3 separate regions of the Homo sapiens genome follow, and regions 2 and 3 are each linked to region 1. A link is a contact called in ENCODE Hi-C or POLR2A ChIA-PET data. All regions are on one chromosome and are shown on one strand. Each heading gives the region's core, a stretch centred on a gene start or an enhancer-like site at or near the end of the contact. The rest is flanking DNA. Distances are from core to core; before and after follow the strand shown. Region 1 holds the start of WDR47 (WD repeat domain 47). Region 2 holds the start of PRPF38B (pre-mRNA processing factor 38B). Region 3 overlaps SORT1 (sortilin 1).

What was found. A loop is a pair of places that touch in the nucleus more often than their neighbours do. ChIA-PET counts read pairs that join two places held with the same protein, here RNA polymerase II (POLR2A). Pooled maps may share reads with other maps.
Region 2: a loop to region 1 is called in a map of natural killer cell, with 38 times the contacts of the local background. The contact joins the promoter of PRPF38B here to the promoter of WDR47 in region 1. A Hi-C loop is called at or near these places in 5 of 168 maps with a recorded cell type or tissue (OCI-LY7, naive thymus-derived CD4-positive, alpha-beta T cell, natural killer cell and 1 more), 4 of 37 single-sample maps with no recorded cell type and 22 of 50 pooled maps. POLR2A ChIA-PET finds 5 or more read pairs at or near these places in 8 of 52 experiments (B cell, CD4-positive, alpha-beta T cell, CD4-positive, alpha-beta memory T cell and 5 more).
Region 3: POLR2A ChIA-PET joins it to region 1 with 11 read pairs in AG04449. The contact joins the enhancer-like site here to the promoter of WDR47 in region 1. POLR2A ChIA-PET finds 5 or more read pairs at or near these places in 3 of 52 experiments (AG04449, BJ and T-cell).

What each region holds. Positions count from the first base shown.
Region 1 is chr1:109,040,831-109,043,374 of GRCh38, forward strand. It overlaps WDR47 (WD repeat domain 47), which reads right to left and starts at 1,272. Exons shown (of 15, transcript NM_001142551.2): 1 at 1,032-1,272. RefSeq lists a silencer at 920-1,469.
Region 2 is chr1:108,691,029-108,693,572 of GRCh38, forward strand. PRPF38B (pre-mRNA processing factor 38B) reads left to right here and starts at 1,282. Exons shown (of 6, transcript NM_018061.4): 1 at 1,282-1,839. The coding sequence starts at 1,564. RefSeq lists enhancers at 934-1,123, 1,061-1,621, 1,204-1,533, 2,184-2,544.
Region 3 is chr1:109,370,338-109,372,881 of GRCh38, forward strand. The region is part of intron 1 of SORT1 (sortilin 1); the gene reads right to left. Among named protein-coding and RNA genes, the nearest start is that of SORT1, 26 kb to the right of the region's middle. Within about 2 kb of position 1,279, at least 12 of the 41 ENCODE cell types and tissues checked have a DNase peak (open chromatin) inside an H3K27ac peak, as active enhancers do.

The DNA.
Region 1 (2,544 bases), core at 22-2,521:
CTGTGAAAAAAAGATTTATAGCATTTTTTAAACCTACATGTTCATTTCTGTGCCATTAACTTTTTGAGGCATTCTACAGAGTCTCCAACAAAGAGAGAAATAAGTATTAGGATCACAACCTACGAATCTGGGTGGAACAAAGACTTCTCCTTTCATTATGCAGAGAAAACCAAGTTGCCAAAAAAAAAAAACGGTCCCCTCAGATACCATGCACGGTTACTAACTGCACGTCTGGGTACAGAGAAGGAAAAATCATCTGGTCAAAAGCCCAAATGCCGCCCCGGCCTACCCTCGCCCCCCGCCCCCGCCCCCTTTGCCCATGGCCTCGCCCCAGAGCTAGAGTTCCAATATTTTTCTCCCCAATAAAGGGAAGCGGTTTAACCCTTTGAGTTCCACAACCTTGCGTTCTTCTACGCAGGCGCCCCTCCAGCGCAATCCCAGTTCTAAATCGAGTCGCTGCCCCTTTCCGCGACCACACCCAGATCCCCAAAGGCCTGCTCCCATCCCGACCATTGATGTGAGAAAGGCCAAAACCGGCCCCAGCGGGGCTCCCAGCCCCGCCGCTCCCTCTCTTCCTCCGGGCCAAGGCGTGCCCAGAAAGGGACGCGAGCGCGCCCCTCAGTTCTCGCACGGGCTCGACCAAGGGGCGAGGAAGGAAGAATCGGCGCAGCGGCGAGATGGGCACGAACCTCGCGCTCACTTGCTGCTCAGTGCCAGGGCGAGGGGCGTCGCTCTGCCCCCAGAATCCAACTGGTAATGTGGGAAAGGTGTGGTCCAGGACCGGTGACCTCGAACCGGGGCCCAGCAGTTCGCAGATCCTCACCCCGCGATGCTGGGGCCTCACCCACGACCCCAGCCCCCTCCCAGTCGGCACCCAAGCCCACTAAAGACCCCTCTCCGGGGCCGCAAACACAGTCCTCGGGGCCGCCCGGTCGGAGCCGTGTCAGGTGGTGACAGGAGGCGACGGGTGACCATGGCAACCCGAGGTGTGCAGCGGACCGACCCAGCCTCCGACTCCCGGAGTCACCCACCTGAGGGCTCCAGGGCAAGCCCGGAGGAGCGGCGGAGGAGAACGCGGCTGGGAGGCCGGCGGCCAGGGCCCCGAAGCGGCCGGCTCCGGGCTGCGGCAGGAGCACGACGGCGGCGGTCTGGGTTTGGCGTCGGTCCTCCCTCCTACCGCCCGCGCGTCAATCCATCAGTTCGTCAATCCGTCCTTCTCACGTCCGCCCCTCCCGGCCCAGCGACTCCTCAGCTCAGCCTCTTGCAGACTGCGGTTGTCAAGTGCCGGGGAGCCGAGCTCTACCCGCGAGCGGCAGCCAATCGCCGCGCTTCCCCGAGGCGCCTCAGGACCCCGCCGCGCGGGGCGGCCAGGCAGGTGCCTGAGCCGAAGGGCGAGTCGGCGGGGCGGGGCGGGGCGGGGAGGGGCGTGGAGGGGCGGGCCCAAAGCTGGGGCGGGGAGGGGCGGGGCGGACCAAAGCCTGGGCGGGGCGGACCAAAGCCTGGGCGGGGCGGGCGGGGGTCGGGCTTGGAGGGACCGGCTAGGGGCCCGGGGGAGTAGCAGAACGGGTGCGGCAATAGCGTGAGACTGGTGGCAGGGACGTAGACCCTTAGCTGGCCGGTGACCCCATGTCCCAAAATAGCACGAACAGGATTGTCGCCTGCAAATGGAGAAGACTGCGCATTAGGATTGACTCTTCATACTCCTCCCCGATAATTAATAAAGGTTAATGAAATTAATGTTGCCTTCTACCCTTCTTTCGCTGCTTTCCTAGGTCCCACTTCGTCCCAGAAAACTCCAGTAGTTTGTTTGTCCCCTTCCTGGTTTCTCATTTTGCAAAGCTGATCTGCCTTGAAAGCATTTTTCAGTTACTTAACATTTAATATGTTCAGGTTTTGTCTACTCCTGTTGGTTGTAAGCCCCTTATTCCACAAATATACGTGATGTTCAACCGAGCTTAATTAAGCATCCAGGAAGTATAACCATAAGGAAGAATACAATTACACAAACCTGTAAGAACATCATTCTCGGCCAGGCGCGGTGGCTCACGCCTGCAATTCCAGCACTTTAGGAGGCCGAGGCGGGCGGATCACCTGAGGTCAGGAGTTTGAGACCAGCCTGGCCAACATGGTGAAACCCCGTCTCTACTAAAAATACAAAAATTAGCCGGGTGTGCTGGCAAGCCTCCTGTAATCACAGCTACTTGGTAGGCTGAGGCAGGAGAATCGCTTCAACCTGGGAGACGGAGGTTGCAGTGAGCCGAGATCATGCCACTGCACTCCGGCCTGGGTGACAGAGCGAGAGACTCCGTCTCACAGAAAAAAGAACATCATCCTCACAGAGGCGAAAGTCCAGAGTGAGCTGGACCTCCCAAAAGGGGAAAATGGGGTAACAGTCTGGTAAAGAGAATAAACATCAAAAATATTTCTGGCACTCCCATGCTTATTGCAGTACTATTCACAATAGCCAAAATATAGAATCAACCTATGTCAATCAACAGACAAATGGATAAAGAAAATGTGGTACATATACACAATGCAATCTTT
Region 2 (2,544 bases), core at 32-2,531, 350 kb before region 1:
TTCATCCAAACAGACTAGGGGTAAAGACTGTCTAAGACTATACAGAAAGATCATGTATCTGAGGAATTAAAAATAGGGCATAAGATTTGGCAATGTGTCACTCGGCAAACTCAATAAACTAGTATTATCAAGGCAAAAAATATATACACAAAAAGAACTGGGTTAAAAAAAATTTTTTCTATGGACTTTTAACGTGATAACTCATGACACAGGGGTTAGGATCTTCAGTTTTCCTTTGGAAGTTAATAAAAACCACTATAGAGAAAAACAAGATTTGCTAGTAAGAAGGTGAAAACTGCTTCTCCTCTCAGGGTTCTAGTTCTCTTGCAACCTAAAACAAAGGAACCAGACAGGATATCCACTTTCGTACCGTACAGCTCCAAACACTAATCAATCACTCCATTCACTTATCTTTTCTATTTCCTTGTATTCTGTCAAACAACTGTCTCTTGGTTTAAATACTTTTCTGCTGGTCTTCGCTCTCTCTCTCTCCTCTTCTGGTTTATTTTCATCCAGATGTGGATTTTCCCCAAAGTTTCCATCTTATCCTTTTCTCCTCCTGTGTATGCGCCACTGAAGTCAAGATTGCCACATTCAAACTCCCCACACATTCACACACCCACTCCCAATATACAGTATCTCGCCCAATGTTTATCACTCCGGATACATTCCTAGAATCCAAAGATCTGGAGCAGGGAGAAAAAGAAAAGGCGCCTACCAGATGCCTGGAACAGTCTACTAGGCACTACAAGTACATTAGCTCTTTCAATGCTCACAACAGCCCAGCCAGATGTTATCTCAATCTTACGGATGAATAAATTTAAGACTTCTGGCTGGACACTAGAGGCTGGCGAAGTACGTGACCTTTGATCAGAATCTCCTGGAGGAGTGGGGTCCCTGACCATTGTACCTTCCAGAGAACCTTAAAACTGAGATCCCAGGAGACCCCTCTCGGATACTCTGCAGAAGTCAGAGTGACGATATTAGCAAGCACACCGCAGCCATGCGAACCCTTCCTGGCTCAGCTCCCGACAAAAGAAATCAAGCCCCCAGTCAAAATACAACAACAACGGATTAGGCCTACAACCCTCTCCCCCGGCCCCCAAATTCTCAGGAGAAATCCCCTAAGAGTCAGGTACGGAGGTCACTGCAGCGACTTCAGCGTGCAGAGAACGCGGGGACCTAGGAAGAGGACGCTCCAGCCCAACTGAGCGTCTCTGATTGGCCGCCAGCTCAGCTTGGAACGCTGGGGTGCGTGGCGTCATATCCGCCGGGCCCGCCATCTTGTTCCCAGGGGCAGTTGGCGGAAGAGATCGAGCTCCCTGGCTGCCGGCTCGCCTTCTGCGTGGAGTTCTCGCGGTCTGGGTTTCGCTGTCTGCTCTTGGCCCGGGGTCATTTTGTCGGCGTCGGGTGCCCTCTCTTGCCCAGCTGGGGCACAGCGAGGCGGCCCCTTCTCCCGACGACGTTCGATGGAGTAGGGTCCCAGACCGTTGTCCCGAAGAGCGAGATCGAGCTTGGCCCCCTCCCCCCCCTCCTTCCCTCCCTCCTTCCTTCCGCCGCAACATGGCTAACAACAGCCCCGCGCTGACAGGCAACTCGCAGCCGCAGCACCAGGCGGCTGCAGCTGCGGCTCAGCAACAGCAGCAGTGCGGCGGCGGCGGCGCTACCAAGCCGGCGGTCTCCGGCAAGCAGGGCAATGTGCTCCCGCTCTGGGGCAACGAGAAGACCATGAACCTCAACCCCATGATCCTGACCAACATCCTGTCGTCGCCTTACTTCAAAGTACAGCTCTACGAGCTCAAGACCTACCACGAGGTGGTGGACGAGATCTACTTTAAGGTACGAAGTGTGTAGGCCTTGGCTTTGGGGGTAAGTTCGGAAGAGGGGGTATGGAGGAAACGGGCGAAGGCGGCCCCCGAAATCTGAAGATTTGTGGGTGGGGGAAGGTGGTTCGGCGGAGGGGTGGCTGCGGCCTGTAGTGTGTCTGGGAGGGGTCGGACTGGGGCCGCCCTCTCGTTTCCATTTTAGATTTTTAGGGCCGGGAGAGCCCGCCACTATTGATCTCTCTCCTCCCCCAACCTCCTGCCCACCCCTGGGGGGAGTTGGGCAAGAGGGATGGGGGAGAGGAGGAAAGAGTAACAGAAGCCTTTCCAGTTTACAGCTTTAAAATTATTCCTTTTGACGTGGATCTGCTGAGCGCCAACTTGTTGGTGCTTCTCCCGCTCACCCCTGGCCAGGGCGTGTAATGACTTCAGTATTGGCCTCGTGTTGTTGGTACTCACTATCCGATCCAGGCAGGGAAATGGTCAGTGCGTGTGTGTCGGGTGGGGTGGGGGGATGAGGGTGGAGAGGTGCCATTTCAAGAGGTGTACAGAAGGCCTGGAAATTTTCCCAGCAGGAAGTCAGGAGTAAGAGGTCTCAGCCACCTGTGCATTGGGCTAATTTAGAATTATCTGGGCCCTGGGCTTCTGCGGCAGGGTCGGTGCTGGCTTGGCTGTGCTGGGGAGCTCACCTGGCGCCTCCTCACTGCACTCTTGTCTCAGT
Region 3 (2,544 bases), core at 29-2,528, 330 kb after region 1:
GACAATTATAAGAACGCATAATAAAGATAAGTCACTCATAATCCTACCACATAGAGATATTCAAGGTTAATATTATATGTATTAATACAATCGTCTGTTCTCTATAATTTTTGTAACTGATAAAAAAAATAAAAATTCCAAAGAGGTAATAACTGCACTTGGCAAAAATTTCAAACCATATAGAAATTACATACTATATAGAGTCTATATAGCAAAGAGTGAAGATCCTTCTCTTTTCCAGGCCACATGCTCACCACCCAAGCCCCATTTCTTAGACAGTTTAATAGTTCAGTATATATTTCTAATAAATGTGGATGATTATGCTTTTTTCTTAAGACTTATAATCTTACTAAGATTTTAAAATCTTAAACATGCCTTGCCCTCCCAGATATGAGAAGCTCCTTGGAAGCTGGGGAATGTAACTTTATACTTCTTGGTACTCCCTGTGCCTTCCACAGGAATACTTTGCACACTCAGTAAGCATTTGTTGAAAATGATTACACATCCTCCCCAAACCACAAACTCAACCTCAAAATAGAACATGTCTATAAATGGTTGGGATGCCAGCTACTTGGTCACTCAAGCCACCAATCCCACATAGAAATCTAAAGAAACAGAACTCAAAACATGAACTGTTTTGTTTATCTTCGAATTTTCTCTTGCAGTCTTGAATGGGCTTCCGAATTCACGTATGTGATTTCCCCTCTGGACCGTAAGTACCTTTGATGTCAAAAGAATCTCTTACACAATTTTTGTAAGTTAGTACAATCAGTGCCTCACGCAGGTCTTGCTCCGTAAATAATGGTTAACTCTCAAATGCTCGGCAGAGCTTCTCACAGCCTCTGCAGGAAAGAAGGGCTATTCAGACATGCAGGCTTGCCAGGCATCTGAGAAAAAGTAGGGCTGCCAGAGCTTCTGAAACCAGAGGCTTAAAAACTGACATAGCAGTGTGTCTTATATGATATTTCACACATAGCAAAACCTCACATTCTCTTGAGTGAGGATAGTGTCTGAAATGACATCAATGAGGTCCTTCAGGAAAAACAGGAACATCCAGAGCTACCACAAGCACCAGGCAGATCACAAGGGCTAAGATCACAGTCATCTAAACACAGGTTATCTTTCCAAGGAAGGTCCTTGTCATAACTAAGAGAAAAGAAAAAGTCCATCAGTTATGGCACTGGAATTCGTGGTTGTCTTCATCAGGCTGTAAGATATCAGTCTTGAGCCAATCAGGACTGCAACTTTTACTTTTCAGGCAATGCTCTACACAGCCGACCCAGTCAATGCAGACTGGCATTACCCACATTTTCCTATTGCTCAACTACAGAATGAGGAGGATTATCACGTGTCACCGGCAACTCTCAGCTTCACTGAAACAACTGAAATGGTAATGGACCTCACTCATCATCCAAAGAGTTCCTTTGGAAATGTAGGCCAGATTTACTAGCAAAACTGTGGTTTTCTACTGCCCTTAAGCTGTCCCTCCCACCCACTCCAAATAACCAATGAAGATTTGCTTTTGAAAATGGGCAAACTCACTGAAAAACTCATCTACCTATAGCAAATGTAATTAATTTTTTAATATTTCAGTCTCTAACATTCTTATACTGGTGAAAGTTAAAAAAGAAAAATGAAATGAGATGTTACAGCAGGCCCAAAGGTTAAGCAGAAAGAAAAGGTCATATGGAAAGGAGATAAATCCAGGAGAGCTAGGGACCCAAGAGTACAGATTCAATCCTGCCACTTCAATGGGAGAAAAAAATACGGATGTCCAGGAAAGGGCAGACAACCTGGTCATGGTTAGGAGACAGAATTCACAAGTCAGCACAAAGCCATCAATCCTAATCCAGAATCATTTCTAATATTTAAGACAACGTACATGTCATTCTACACTGCAGTGGCATCTTAGATCTTTCAAAATATGTATTACAGCACTTTTAATTGTAGCCACAAGAACCTTGCCTGTCCTCCCCACTAGACCTGAGGTCCATCTGGTAAAGGAATCAAGCCCATACATTTCAGCAGCTAACACACAGCATAGTGCACAGTGGGCACGCAATAAATATTGAATTCTTTAAGAACTACTTATGAAGTTTTGAAAAAGATGACGCCCAAGTAAAAGGATAAGGCCAGGCCCACTTAACTTCCCCATGACAGACATGAGTATGAAATGTAAAAGTTCATTTCTGGGTGGACTTCTGCTTCTGGTCAAGATGGAGTGACAGGGATCACATTTACCTTTCTACCGGAAACAGCTAATAAAAAACAAAACAAAACAAAACAAAAACACAGAATGGGCCGGGCGCGGTGGCTCACACCTGTAACCCCAGTACTTTGGGAGGCCGAGACAGGCGGATCACGAGGTCAGGAGTTCGACTGAAACCCCGTCTCTACTAAAGATACAAAAAATTAGCCGGGCGTGGTGGCGGGCACCTGTAGTCCCAGCTACTCCGGAGGCTGAGGCAGGAGAATGGCGTGAACCTGGGAGGCGGAGCTTGCAGTGAGCCGAGAGCGCGCCACTGCACTCCAGCCTGGGCGACA